Regions from separate parts of the Homo sapiens genome. Here region 1 is linked to region 2. A link is a contact called in ENCODE Hi-C or POLR2A ChIA-PET data. All regions are on one chromosome and are shown on one strand. Each heading gives the region's core, a stretch centred on a gene start or an enhancer-like site at or near the end of the contact. The rest is flanking DNA. Distances are from core to core; before and after follow the strand shown. Region 1 overlaps PBX1 (PBX homeobox 1). Region 2 overlaps PBX1 (PBX homeobox 1).

Evidence for each region. A loop is a pair of places that touch in the nucleus more often than their neighbours do. ChIA-PET counts read pairs that join two places held with the same protein, here RNA polymerase II (POLR2A).
Region 1: a loop to region 2 is called in a map of PC-9, with 2.0 times the contacts of the local background. The contact joins two enhancer-like sites. A Hi-C loop is called at or near these places in 1 of 168 maps with a recorded cell type or tissue (PC-9). POLR2A ChIA-PET finds 5 or more read pairs at or near these places in 2 of 52 experiments (PC-9 and WTC11).

What each region holds. Positions count from the first base shown.
Region 1 is chr1:164,744,425-164,751,996 of GRCh38, reverse strand. All of the region lies in intron 2 of PBX1 (PBX homeobox 1), which reads right to left. Among named protein-coding and RNA genes, the nearest start is that of PBX1-AS1, 26 kb to the left of the region's middle. RefSeq lists enhancers at 3,217-3,736, 2,869-4,068. Within about 2 kb of position 3,421, at least 10 of the 41 ENCODE cell types and tissues checked have a DNase peak (open chromatin) inside an H3K27ac peak, as active enhancers do.
Region 2 is chr1:164,631,342-164,638,926 of GRCh38, reverse strand. All of the region lies in intron 2 of PBX1 (PBX homeobox 1), which reads right to left. Among named protein-coding and RNA genes, the nearest start is that of PBX1, 76 kb to the right of the region's middle. RefSeq lists an enhancer at 2,690-4,023. Within about 2 kb of position 2,931, at least 9 of the 41 ENCODE cell types and tissues checked have a DNase peak (open chromatin) inside an H3K27ac peak, as active enhancers do.

The DNA of each region.
Region 1 (7,572 bases), core at 2,172-4,671, 110 kb before region 2:
TAACAACTATTGAGGACTCCAAATAGCTTCTGTTTATATAGGTCATATTTATCAATATTCATAAATTTGAGACTAAAGAATTTTTTAATATTAATTCATTTAAAAGCAATAAACTGGCCGGGCGTGGTGGCTCATGCCTATAATCCCAGCACTTTGGGAGGCCGAGGTGGGCAAATCACCTGAGGTGAGGAGTCTGAGATCAGCCTGGCCAACATGGTGAAACCCTGCCTCTACTAAAAATACAAAAATTAGCCAGGCGTGGTGGCAGGCGCCTGTAACCCCAGCTACTCGGGAGGCGGAGGCAGGAGAATCACCTGAACCCAGAGGCAGAGGATGCATTGAGCCAAGATTGCCCTATTGCACTCTAGGCTGGGCGACAGAGCAAGACTCTTGTCTCAAAAAAAAAAAAAAAAAAGGGGGGCAATAAACCCATTACATTTGAACATAAATAACCCATGTCTATAAAAAATGTTTTTGAAACAAATATATTAGTGAGAAGAGTGAGTTTTACATTTTTACAAATCTTTTTAAGGTCTGACTTAAAAGAAGATGGCCAGATTCTCTTGTTTCTGCATTCAGTCTGTGACAATATTACATGAAGCCTGTGGAAAACTCCATTGTACACATTCATAAAAGACTGAGAGTAAATAAAGCAAATACCATCTTTTTTTTTTTTTTTTTTGAGACAGAGTCTCACTCTGTCACCCAGGCTGGAGTGCAGTGGCGTGATCTCAGCTCACTGCCACCTCCACCTCCTGGGCTCAAGCGATTCTCCCACCTCAGACTCCCGAGTAGCTGGGATTACAGGCATGCACCACCATGCCCGGCTAATTTTGTATTTTTAGTAGAGATGGGGTTTCACCATCTTGGCCAGGCTGGTCTTGAACTCCTGACCTCAAGTGATCCGCCCGCCTCAGCCTCCCAAAGTGCTGGGATTACAGGCATGAGTCACCGCACCCAGCCTGCAAATACCATCTTAAAATCATTATCAATATACTTTTGACCTCATAGTCTCCCTGGAAATGTTGGGGATCCCTAGACCCTATTTAAAAATTGTTACCTTAGGGGGTTTCAAAATGTTTTAAAGACATAACACAACAGGCCTGAAGTAGCTAAATTTCTCTTTTGCTTCCCCAGCCTCTACCGCTATCATTTTGGCTAATTAACTGATATATAAGCCACTGCCTACAAGTCACAGTGAAGACAAATCTGAATGCAGGCTTTCTGTTCCAGATCTTATGTACTAGTTCTTATAGTACTTTCTAGCCTAGTATATAACATAAGAAATGGTTTTTAAAAAGAACCCACTGAAACAAAGAAAAAGAACAATGAACATTTTTCCCAAGCCTCCTGAAAGCTACTTCTGACTGTCTCTGCCCCCACTGGTGCTAACCAAGGGCAGCTGGACCAGCCAAAGGGTATCAGAATGTTTCAGATAAATTTCATTCCCACTCAATAGGAATAGCTTGCCTAGACACCAACTATGGGTCTATTTTTTCTATTGTGGGCTTAAAAAAAATTTTTTTAAGCTCTGATTGAGAATTTATTTTAGTTGCTAAGAAACTAGTTTCTTATTGTAGTCAGTGAGAGTAAAGATAAAGCAGCTGTCAAAATACTGTGTTATTTTGACAGTAGCCGTATCAGAATCATAAATGATATAGTTTATCTGTATATTTTTACCCTCACTAATGGGGTCTAAATACTATATTCTCAGATATTTCATACATACACAAAGACATATACACATGCATTTTAGTAAGAAAGGCCAACACACAGTTAGCAATGAGCATTCAGGGAATGCACATGTGCATGTACACACACACACACACACACACACACACACACACACACCAACTAGCCCCCAGTTTGAAAGCTCTTTTTTTTTTTCTTCCGATTTTTGGAGTTAGGATCTCACTCTGTCACCCGGGCTAATGTGCAGTATAATCATAGCTCACTACAGCCTTGAACTCATGGGCTCAAGTGATCCTTTTGCCTCAGCCTCCCAAGTAGCTGGGACTATAGGCATGTGCCACCTTGCCCAGCTAATTTACTTTATTTTTGTAGAGACACAGTCTTACTAATGTTGCCCAGGCTGGTCTGGAACTCCTGGGCTCAAGCGATGAATATCTGCATTCATTCAAACCCTCATTCCCACATCCTCTTGATCTGTCAGATGCTGGTAATCACCATCAGACAGGGTGGATCATCTATACGGGCCTGCTTGGTCCACGGTTCTCCTAAGCCATGCACAGTGCTTTGATCAATGACAAATTCATTCTCTCCCTTTTGCTCTGCCTCCCATCCATCCATCCACTCACCCATCCAATCATCCCCCAGCTACTGTACTTCTAAAAAGTTTTTTTGTGGTCAAAGGGTCCAAGCCTTGCTAATAACAGTGGGTTAATCATGTGAAGAATTAAATCTACCAAAAATCTCCAGCAACTCCAAATCAAATACCTGAATATGGACTTTATTTCACTATTATATTGCTGATGAGTGGCATTTGGCAGAATTTGAAGGAGGAGAAAAACAAAAATGTATCATTTTCTTTCTGTGTCTATCCAGGACTGGCTATACTAAATGCTATTCATCATTACTTTCACCTATTTGTAGGGTAATAATACTTAAAACTCTATCTGAGAAATATTAAGCAGTTGTTAAAAATAATTATAAAAAGTAATAAAGTAACAGAAAATTTCTGTATTAAGTTGTAAGATGAATAAGCAAGATATATATTGTTTATGTTCCAATTTTAGCTAGCTAATATATTATATATGCAAATAGATTAAAAACTGAAAGGGGGCATTACTAAAAATGCAATGAGTTGTATATTTGAAGGGCAGGGCTATCAGCTTTTTTTTCCCTTTGTTTTCCAGACTTTCTGTAATGTTTTAATATTGTCCTGTTCATGAAGACAAGGAAGAATATCTCAAAGGGCTTTAGTTATGGTTGATTTTTTTCCTATTCTTGGTAGCTTAGAAAATTTCCCAACCAGGAGTGAGGTCTAGCTATCAATGTCAAGGTGGAAAAAATATGCCAAGAGTGGTGAGCTTGCTCTTTTTGGCTTCCTCCTACATTTCTGATCCCATCTTGGAGTGGAGAAAGATTCCTCCACCCCTCCATCACACACCACTGCTCCTGCCCCAGTGCTCACCCCATCCTAGTCCCATGCGGTTAGGGTGATATGTTCCAGTCTTCATTTGAGGTCTGATGCAATGTGTTGACCTTGCTCCTCAGCTTATCTTGAGTAAGGGATGAATGTCATGGCCATATGCTTCCCATGACCACAATTCTCATTCTCATCAGAGATCCAGGAAAGCTTCCTCTGAATTCAGCCAAACTGCAATGTGTAAACATTTCTGCTGTGAGATTTGAAACTTGCGATAGAAATTCCAAGCCAGAAGCTTCTGCAAAATATGTGAATCACAGGGAAAGAATCTGCTCTTTTCTGATTGACCCTTTTAATGACGTATTATTTAACCTTAGATGATAGAGATCACAGAGCCTGCCGTGACCTCTTCTAATGACTGTTAAGCTGACCTTAGGCAACAAAGCCGGCAGGAATCAGAATTGATTAGGAGGATTTGCTACCTCTTTCCAAAGAGGCCGGATATAGAGTTCTTATTTCCACTTAATTATCTCTTGGCCTCTGATCCACATGACTGCTTCTAGAAGCCAGCAGGAAACGTGAGGCGAGGAAAGTCAGTCGAACCTCAATGAACTGGCTCTCCACGTACCCTGGAGACACACACACCTTTTGTATTGTACAATTACTATTTATGGTGTGACATGATCTTTCTTTATCATGTACTTTTTAATAAAGGATTTGACATACACTATTAGTTTTAACACTTTGCATCTCAAATCCTGCTAGTCTGCTTGTATAATTAGCTGTGGCTTGACAAACAAAAACTCAAAAGCAAAAACACGAATGGTGCCCATACTGTTTATCACAATGGCTAAACTTGATCATTTTGGAGTAAGAATAGTGGGTACACCTCTTTTCATGAACTGCTTGGCATGCATCATTTACTTATGATGCATACTCATGATTTGTGTATAATTGGGAGGTGGATTAAAAAATGTTGCTGTTCTAATTTGTAAACCTTTATCTTCTAGCTCTCAACCTCCAATCTAAACAAAATTCTAAAGCTGTCTAGCCCCAGGATACCCTAGGGCTAGACACAATTCCTCTGTGAATGCATAGATAGCCACTACCTTGGTATCATAGTATCTCAGGTTGAGTCCTAGATTACTTAAGCATCATTAAAGTCCAGCAAATTTTTCTATGAGAGGATTATTAATTATTTTACAGTTGCTCTAACCCTGAGCCTAAGAAGAGACAGCAAGCAAAATCCTGCTTTACTCACTTTTCATGTGGAAACTGGCAAATACTTTCATTTCCAGTGTGCCCGTGGTCATTCAAGATTCAGAGAGACACAGTTACTTCCTTAAGGACACACAAAGTCAATGGCTGTTCTAACCTAAAGTCTATCTAGCAGAACACAAAATATACAGAAACATACTGTTATGTTACATCCATAACAGGCCAAGAATATAAGCATGACCAAAGTTATCTTCTGTGAATAGCTTCAGTCTACCTTTTTGTACTTTGAAATATGTATGTATATAAAATACATACATACATATGTGTGTGTGTGTATATATATATATATACATGATTCATACATATACAGATGCTAAATTTACATAAGTAGGAGAGTTACAAACATAGTACTCTCTACAGCCTAAGCCTATTTTTTTAAAAAAGATCATTCTCAAATTTACTGGTATTTCAAATTTGGAAAAAGGAACTAGCAGTATTTAGTGGTAAGAACACAAATGGTAGAGTCAGAAGATCAGAATTAGAGCTGGTACTCAGCAAATTTTGAGTTAGGTACTCTCTGGAAACTCAATCTGTTTAAGCCTCAATTCCTCACCTGCACAATAGGAACAACAATATCTCCTCAAAGATTTCTGGAGAGAATGAAATGAAAAAATGCAGTGATTTTTCAAAAGAATTTCCTGAAACATGAACTCCTTTCTTAAGATTACTAAGAAGCCCGATATGCAAAAGAGGCCCAAATGGCCCTACATCAGAAGAGTAGGATCTTGTAATAGCTCTTCTGCCAGCAACCCCATCAGCCCTACCCCATGCACTCACTGGAACCATGAGAATCCACTGGAATTCTCTGTAAAACATAGGAGATAATTCACATAAAAGCAATATAAAACTGCTTTATCAAAATGAGGGCTGATAAAAATCGAGATAAGAATAGTTTAGGAAAGGGCCAGGCGTGGTGGCTCATGGCTGTAATCCCAGCACTTTGGGAGGCTGAGGCGGGTGGATCACGAGGTCAAGAGTTCGAGAACAGCCTGGCCACATGAGGTCAAGGGTTCGAGAACAGCCTGGCCAATGTGGTAAAACCCCGTCTCTACTAAGAATACAAAACTTAGCCGGGCGTGGTGGCACATGCCTGTAATCCCAGCTACTCGAGAGGCTGAGGCAGGAGAATCACTTGAACCTGGGAGGTGGAGGTTGCAGTGAGCTGAGATCGTGCCACTACACTCCAGCCTGGGCAACAGAGCAAGACTCCATCTTGAAGAAGAAGAAGAAGAAAAAAGAATAGTTTAGGAAAAAAAGACAACTATTTACCATAGCTTTCTCAAATTACATTTACAATTTTACTACTTGTTACCACTTTTACCTATGAATTTCATGCTAAGCAACTGAGACTTGCGAGTGAGGTACTTCTTATAACTATACCCTATACAGTCTGCACTGAACCTCTTGCATGACCAAGATGCCAAACACAGGAAACATACCTCTACATACTTTGAAACTTAAAAGCTGACTTTTCTAGCTTTTCTTTGGCTGAAGGAAAATTAATTTAACACTTCATTTTGAAATACTTAGAATAGCCATTTAAAAATATACATGTACTAATGTTCTATTATAAAATAATCGTATGCCTCTCTAGGTGATGCCATGGGCCATGTGCGAGCAACAGGTCAGTGACTGTTTGATCATGATATTTACCATGTATGGAGGGGGCCAATAGGAACGATCCTCTAGAGGCACATGACTCAATGATTTAATTCTGGCTGCACTGGGAAGAGTATTTGGAGAATGGAACTCAGCAATGTCAGGTCAGTTACGTTCAGTCATGTATGCATATATGAAGGCACACAGCAGAATTAAGAGACTTTTCTGAAGGCTCTTGGAAAAGTCCTATCGCAGATGGGCTCTCAGCTCTGTTAATGTCCTTATTAGACACTTCAGAGCAGGAGTAAATTCTCTCTGGCAGAAAATGCTTAGAAGCTTTAGCCCAGCCTGTAGCTGGTTGACTAGGTTTATTACTAATTACTATTGAACTGATATTGTTGCTATTACTACTACCTTCTTTGGGTGCTTTAAATTTAGATGATGCAGCTCAATTAGAAGACCTCAAATCACTTTACACAGTTCCTGCGTTGACAAGTGGTGATGTTTAAAAGGTTCATCATTTGTGGTTCTCTGAGCACTTTCCAACATGCTATTAGAGCACTTTGGTGAAAAAATAATATTAACCCAATTTTATAAGGGTAGAAATGTAGTTATAGATAAAACTGTTATTATCTATAACAGTTATATAGATGAAATATCACTTGTATAGGGCTCCATCCTTTACAAAGGACTTTTAATACACAGTCTGCGATGATAAAGGAAAGTCCCAGGGCAGTGTTGAGAAAAGAGAGAATTCAGTAATTCTAATTTCCAGGCCATTGCTCAATCTGTGGCCCATGCTTTCCATCTATTTTTCACTATATAGTCTAAACTTCCTGCTTTGCTATTTTTCCTTGGAGAGGCAATGTGGCATAGCGGAAAAAAATATGGATTTTAATATCGGCTTTGCCACTCATTAGATATGTGGCCTTCAGCAACGTTCTGCTGCTCTCTGACTCAGTTTCCCGGTCTTTGAAAATGGGAATAGAAACAGTACTTTGCAAGTCTGTTGTAGAGAATAAAAACATTACCTTGTAAGTTTGGTGTATTACATGGCTTAGAGTCTGGCAGGTGACGGGCAATCAACCAAGACGCAATCCCTCCTTTCTCTTCCCACCCACCACCACCCCCACCACTGTCTTCTTAGATAAGATGAGAGCCCAATAGCTCAACTAAGGTTTGGGACATATATACAATTTTTGCCTATGCTGCTGAAAAAAATGTCCTCAGATTACCTACCTATCTGCTACCTCCTGATCAACAACTCTCTAAGAGCAGAGGCCACGTCTGCAGTCTTTTTTGAATTGACCCTTATGTCCCTGAGTAGACAGTGCCTATGGGAAAGTGGGGAGAAATTATTTACTGGGCAATGACTCTGTGCCAGGCACTCTTCTAGCTACTGGGGATGCAGAGGGGATCCCGCCAGATCAGGATGTTCTCCCATAGATGAGACCCTACCTCTGTCTTAAAGAGTTCTGAGAGGATCTAATGAGGCATTTGAATTTGAATTGCACTGGGTACCTATGGAGGCTACAAAAATGTTGGTATAACCATGAGTATTATTGTTGTTTCAGTTAAGAGGGGCT
Region 2 (7,585 bases), core at 1,682-4,181:
CACACTCCCTTTTTCTTGCTGCCAAATAATATCTTCCTTAAGCATTCCGTTCCAAACGCTTCCAATGTTCCATGCACACAACTGCCAAAAACAGTAAAGGCCGGCACTCTGACCCTGGAGGTCTTTGCCAAGCAAGCCCCTTTTAGAATCTGTAGTGAGCAGGTGACCTCATTCAAGAATGTCATGTGTGACGGTGACGGTCAGAGCTGGGAGAAAGGGCAAACCAGCAGGGATCACCTGCCTTTATCGCTCCTGACTGCTTTGTTCCTCCGGCCTCAAAGAACAATCAGTAGTCACGCTCTGCTCCACTTGTCGTTTTCACCCATGGTGTGAGTGTGTGTGAGTGTATGTGTGTGTCTTTATCAGAAAACTGGTGGCTTTATATTCACACATGCAGAGTAAAGGCTCGGGCTCAGTAGAGGCAGCACCCAGAGGGGCCTAGCACTTTTCAAAGATTCCTCTTCCTGCTTACAAGTCAACGTGCCAGTGCACAATATCTTCAAAGGGGAAACTGAGGAATGCTATGTAAGAATCCCTGCTCAGCCCTAGGCAGTTTGGAAACGAATCACTTTAAAACATGCACTTGTGTATTTTTCCACCCTGGTTCATAATGTTTTCCTACCTCTCACTATGGCTAGGGCAGAGAGCGACCCATAGAAGCCATCTGTATTTTCCAGCAGACCAAACAGGAAGAGGCGCAGAAATCTGCGCAAGTGACCACGCTGCCGCTGTTGCTAGGCAGCATGATTATGTCCATTCTCCGCTGCTTGGCAACCAGCCTTTCCCATCACATACACACACAGCCATAGCAGCAGTACGAGTGCCCTTAACTGCTGCCTTACAGCTTTCAAAGAAAAAGGCTGAATTTCGAAGGAACGTATAAACATTAATAGACCCCCTCAATATTCCACTGATATTGAGATGGTCCCCAGAGCACGATGGCTCTATTTAATCAGAAAGTATCCCTTTGGTGATACTTGAGTTTGCACCTGATAGTTGCACAAATCTTCTCCTGAGTGCAGTGACATGCCAGAGAGATGAGTAAGAAGCTTGAGTCAGCAAGCTTGAACTTTTGGAGAAGAAAGCCTGTTCTGTCTGCCCCCATACCTCTGAAGAATCCACTGGTGAAATAATCTCCTCCCCAGGATCTGCCATTTAGTGAACTAGGACAAAATAAGGGCCAAATACCTTGAATGGTGATGTTTCTTTCTGTGGTCCCCAACCAAACGTCAGTGGAACTTGGCAGGCCTCTCCTCACTGAGGGCAAACTTGTCCTACAGTCATCTTAACCTCATTGGTCACAATCTGTCACTCCTCAGCAGCAGGGCCAAAGTCATCAACTTATTGAGCAAATCAAATAGCTGCCTACTGAATAACAGGACTCCCTCACCCTACCTCCTGCCTTTGGTCGATAAAAAACAGATGCCCAAAATCCCACAGGAAGTTAGCATCCCAGTAGGCACTTGAACTCAGGAGCCCCTGGCTTATAGTCAACGGCCTCAGCCACCGTCCGACCAGCCCCGCTGCTTTCACGCTAGACCCACATAAGAATCACGTTAATCCATTTTTTCTCTCAGTTTTACTTTGGTCCAACTTTTTAATATGTTAACTTTTCAAATGACCCCTTTAGGAGGCACTATATAGAGTTCGGCTCTGCCTATCAGGGAAAGCAGTCTGTCAATACTATCAAGGGCATATGCATTTTCTTCTAAATCTCTCCATAGGATTTTAGAAAATTCTCCAAGCATCGTTCCAAGTATAGTCTGAATTCAGTGAGATCATCCAAAGTGATAACCTCATTGGTATTTCATTTTCTTCTCAGCCCCAGCTGGAGAATTTTTCCCCTCATTAAAATTAACGAGGTCAGTTTCCCAAGCTGAAGATACTGAGCACTCCTGTTGGCGGAGTTTTGTTTCTTAAATTGAGCTACATTTCTATAAGTGCAAAGTTATACTAAGCCCCATTTACTTTATTGCTGTGTAATAAGAAACCAAAATGGAAGTCCTAAGCCATCCTCCTACCATATCCTACACTTCAGTGATCACACATAAACACACACAAACCACACATCCCCAACTCAGCCCACGGTTTCTCCCCATTCTGGCCATGAAAGAAACCCCACCACAGTTTAGAATCAGCAGCTTGGTGGAAAATATAAAAAAACTCAGGCCTTCTAAGTGGCCAAGGGCTCCAGTGTTACAGCCAAGTTGAGAAGAAAGTTGCAGTCTCCCTGGGCATTTGTCAAAGCCATGATGAGAAGACGAGAAGATTTCTGTCTCCTTCTCAAGCTCTTCTCTGCAGCCAGCAACAAGGTGACTAGGTGTCCAAAGTTCAATGTGACCTTAGTACTCATAAAACACCCCAACCCCACTAAAAATCAAGAGGAAATACTACGTCAGCAAGTAGAAACTGTGCTTCACGTTCCAACTCTGGTGAAAGGGAAAAAGAGAAAAGGATAAAAATAAAAAGCCAATTTCATAAATGAGGTGGAAAGCCACTCTACAAGGCAACTAAAAATATACACTTCCCACATGCAACAAACAAGCTGGGCTCATGCACCTTGTTCCAAGCTGAAATAAGATGCCTTCAAGATGGTCATGTAGAAATGAAAATAGCCTTGTTCAGACTCACTCTTTCAGTCATCCTTTCAACATCCTTCTCCTTGGTTAACCCAAGAAACTGTGTTCCTCCCCCCTTCCATCTCTGTAGACCTGAGGTGCAATATAAATAAAATCTAACTGTAACTGAGATCAAAAGGAGAAAAAAAAAAGAGAGAGAGAGAAAGATGCTGGGGGCTAGAACTAAAGCCTGGGAGGGGGTGCCCACTGACTGGAGGCCACCAGATTTGTCAAGGCCCATTTACCCAGACCAGGCAGGGACTGGGGAGCTTGCAACGCCCATTGTTGGCTGATCAAAGTCCAATCAGAAAGTAAAGGAGGAACCCAGCCAGCCTCATGTGATCCAGCACAGGAAGCCAAGTCTAAAGAAAATGAGCTGTGCTTGTGAATAAGGTACACCAAGACATCTTTACTGAGCTTGCCACACAGAGAGAGAACAAGCCAGAGAGAAGGGAATCTATTTGAAGCTGCATCCTAACGAACCTTAATAAGTTAATGCAGAAATCCTCCCAAGGAGTCTGGCTATAGGAGACACCGGTCTCTACGGAATCAAAATCTGTTATGTTGCAATATAATAGACGTAAATTAAAACAGAAAATCTATCATGCCTCTAATGTACCCTGATAGCTGAGTGTGTGGATCCGTCCGAGGAGAGGCACAGGAGGAAGGGTGATATATGGCGAGGCTGGATGGAGGGTGAAAAGCGTGGCGAGACGAGCGGGAGAATGGCGCAGCCCGCGCGCGCCTCAGACCCAAGGGCAAGAGACGAATAAATGTTGATTAGTGTTGATTTTGTCCGACAAACGCCTGTCGAGTGACAGTTGGGCTAAGCTGCACTGAAAGAGAACCATTAATCTTGGTCTGGTTTAAGTAGAGTATATTAATTTGTGTCATTTTTACTAAGTCGCACTGAGAAAGGCCTCTTACTGCTTTGCATTTGACTGCTTTGGTGGTTTAGCCTGGTTCCCCTCCCTCCCCCCTCGCCCCCCACTTTTTAAAACAGATACCATGGTGGCAGCGGTGGCAGCAGCAAATTCAAATGACACAGCAGGGGAGCAGGGGACTGAGAGCTCCTCTCTTGGATTAAGAAAATAAACTCCCAGGGTGTTGGCATAGCAACAGCATTTCAGATGAACTGCTGTATATTCAGTGATTAATAAATTAACATTTTTTACAGTTGTTCCTCCTTTTCTCCCCACCCCCACCCTCACAATAAACCCCTTCCCCCACACACACTTCTACCTTCTCTAAGATGTATCACTTGCCTCTTATAAGAATAAGGAAAGAAGGTACAGAATATTCGCAGCCTTAGAGTTAACTCCTGCCCACAATTGCCATCTCTACAGGCAGGCAACATGGCCCCTTGTCACCTATGATGCTAAGAATAGGCTCCAAGATCAATGGACAGGTCTACATAGAACCACGTGCACATAGTTGGTGAAACCTGGCACTCTCCAAAAGGCCCCACCCTCAAAATTTGGGGTCTTTCCAGGTCCTGATAGGCTAGGAAATAACTGAGAGTAATCATTTCTCCCAAAGAACTTATTTCCCTACAACAAAGACCCCAAACCATGTCCGAGGGAGTCCTGACCTTGCCCAATTATGCTGGGTAAAAAGAAAGTTTGTGTCTATCAGATGGTGTTGGTGTATTAATGGGGAGCCAACACTTCCTTTTTGAGCTTACAATCCTCCATCAGACAGTTCAAGTAATTTTGGCAATTCATATTCCAGAAACGAAACCCAAAGAGCATTGTGGGAGGGACTAAAGAAGAAACTGATTTTAAGCACTGCCATAGTAGTCAGGTCCACTCAGTTTCAACGGTACCCCAAGCTCAAAAAGCACTCTCTTTTCAAAGTGTTCATGAAATAATAAATGCTTTAGGAGATAAGGACCAGGAAAATGATAAGTTTTGTTTTCCATAGCTCTTACCTGTATCGGTGTTTTATTATAACCATCCTTTTAGTCCTAGATAAGTGTCAGCTGGTGTGGGGCCAGGCAGGGCACTGCAGAAGGTCAACGGCACTAATCTCGACCTTCGAAACTCACCTGGCCACATCCCTCAAGAAGCCTCTGGCCAAACCTCACAGAAACCCCACAATTACAGGCTTCAGGACAGGGAATACTCAGTGAGCAATGCTGGAGCTACCTCCAAACAAGAAGAAGGAAAAGCCTTACACTGTGCAGGTCCAGAAGACAAAGCTGGCACTAAAAACTGAGCATTACAGGTGGTGGGGAGCTGGCTCACAAGGAAGAAACTGTTCATCCACGGCTGTGCCACAGCAGAGCTGGATAACGCCACCCGGGACTGTTACAACAGAGCTCCTTCCTCAATTGAATGGAAGATTAAATTACATAACCTTTTGGGTAGCTCAAGGCCACTGCTGGAGAGTGAAGAAAATAATAATAACAATAATAACAAATATACTGTGAGGCTTAACATGCACCAGGCACTGTTTTAATTGCTTTCTGTGTATTAACTCCGAGGCAGATACCTATGAAGTAGATACTACTATTATCCTTCCTATTACATAGATTAGGAAACTGAAGCAAAGAGAGGTTAAATAATGTGTCCAAAACAACTAGCATGTAATTGAAGGAGCTGGGATTCAAATCCTGGCAATCACAGTCTAGAGTCCATGCTCTTAACCACTACATTACACTTTTCCTTGTATAGTACAGGAAATCTGCAGGGAAAGGCTCAGGTAATTCAGTATTCATGATAACGTACACCATTCAAATTCTACCAGATCCAAGAAACAGTCCATACTGAGACCCCAAATAATAACAAAATGGACCTAGCAGTGAAAATACTAGTAATAGAAAATGACCCAACTATTAATAGTCTAAAGAGAGAGAGGGGCTGCGTGCTGTGGCTCACGCCTGTAATCCTAGCACTTTGGAAGGCCAAGGTGGGTGGAACACCTGAGGTCAGGAGTTCGAGACCAGCCTGGCCAACATGGTGAAACCCCATCTCTACTAAAAATAAGAAAATTAGCCGGGCATGGTGACGCACACCTGTAATCCCAGCTACTCGGGAGGCTGAGGCAGGAGAATTGCTTGAACCCAGGAGGCAGAGACTGAAGTGAGCCAAGATTGTGCCACTGCACTCCAGCTTGGGCAACAGAGCAAAAGTCCATCTCAAAAAAAAAAAAAGAAAAGAAAGAGAGGAGAGATGGTTGTGAAGAAAAGAAGTCAGTAACATCATCCATTCAAGGACATTCTACATTGAGGATGTTATGGTGGACTTAACAGGCAAACTAGTTTTGAGTCTTAGCTATGCCATTGACTAATTGTATGACCTTAAGCAAACTGATATCCACTCTAGGTTTTCTTATCTATAAAACAAGACTGGGGATTTCCAAAGTCTCTTCCAGGTCTTAACTCTACATGAACCCTAGGATCTAGGCACCATAAAATCCATTTCCCACTTTTTAGATGACTTCCAGAGTCACCTTAATTATATCCTTTTGTGCCTCCGTGTTTACTGCTCAACCAACATCAAACTTGTGGAGAGCACCAATGAGTTCCTGGTAATAATATCCTCTAGACCATAAATACCACATGTCCAATGTGTCCGTACCACTGATTCTTCCTAGTGTATTAATCATTATAAAAGCCTAGATATAAGTGTGCTGGGGAGGTTGATATAAAGCCACCAATTGAGAAAAAACCCCAAACACATAGTTTGCACAGTGTTGAATCCACGGTGGGCATTCTGCATGTTCTACACTAAGAGTACATCTGTAATTCCTGAAATTATTCATGGATTATGAAACTATATACTCAAGGTTATTGATGTTGGCTTTTCATCCTACTCCTGTGTCCAGCAGGAGAAAGGCTGTGCTGTGAACCTAAGGACAGGTGTGCCAGCTCTTGCTTCTCTACACTCAGAGCCCAACTTCCCCCTCACCCTCCCCTGAAATCAAAATATCTGCGACTTTAATTCCTTGGGAAAATGGGCAGCACCATAAGAAGAAACTGCATAATAAAGATGAAAGGGGCGAGGGTAGCAGGGGCACTAAATGATACTTCCTGCTTTGTAACTTCAACTCCAGTGCAGCCATGTCAATGAGGTGCTGTGAGGGCTATTAATGCCTAGGCTGCGGCAAGGTCCTGTGGTTTCAGGGCAGAAGGGTATTAGGTCAGCCACAAGTAATCATGGCGATAACAATAACAATATTAGTATTTGTCCAGAGAGGGGGTGGTGTGAAGGGAATCACATTAAATTCAAGAGGACTCCGATAAAATGATGCTAAGGGTCAGACTAAATCTAACAACAGCCTGTGATTTGTGGCTTATGCCAGTGCTCTAATTTGCCTCTCTACGGCTGATGGCCTATGAAGGTGAGGGGTGTTATTGAGTGCTGCCCAGGCTCTGCCTGTGGAACAAGCAAGTCACAACACTGCTTGCCCAGTTCCTGACTCCGCTGCAGCCAAACAGATCTTCTAAAATAATGTTTCTTAATATGAAAATAGTCGAATATGGCCCAAATCAGTTCCAATTCCTTAATTTGTATTAATTTCCTTCACGTGCTACAATAGCTGATTTATCTTACGGATTTCATATGCACATTAATTGCTGTACTCTTGTTTGTTTAAAGTGTATCTGGATGCATCTGTCTACTAAAATAATATGTCTTGTTTATATATTATCTATTGTAGATTGTAAATAGCAATGGCAGGGACTGTCTTTTTTCTATCACACTTGTAAATATGCCCGGAGGCTAAGCAGAAATGAGCTTCTCCAATAACTAAAATAAATAATGAATTAAGTAAGTGGACTTGTCACTCTCCATGTGGATTATTTATGCTTTGTACCTTACACCTCAGTAAAAGGGTCAATGCAGAGTGAGAGTTTTTATTTTCCTCTTTTACTTAATTTTTTTGTCCCTCTCCTCCAGCTCCCATGCTTTTATTACTTGAATCTGAGAGCCTTGTTTTCTGACTTCTCTGTGTTGCTTACATCC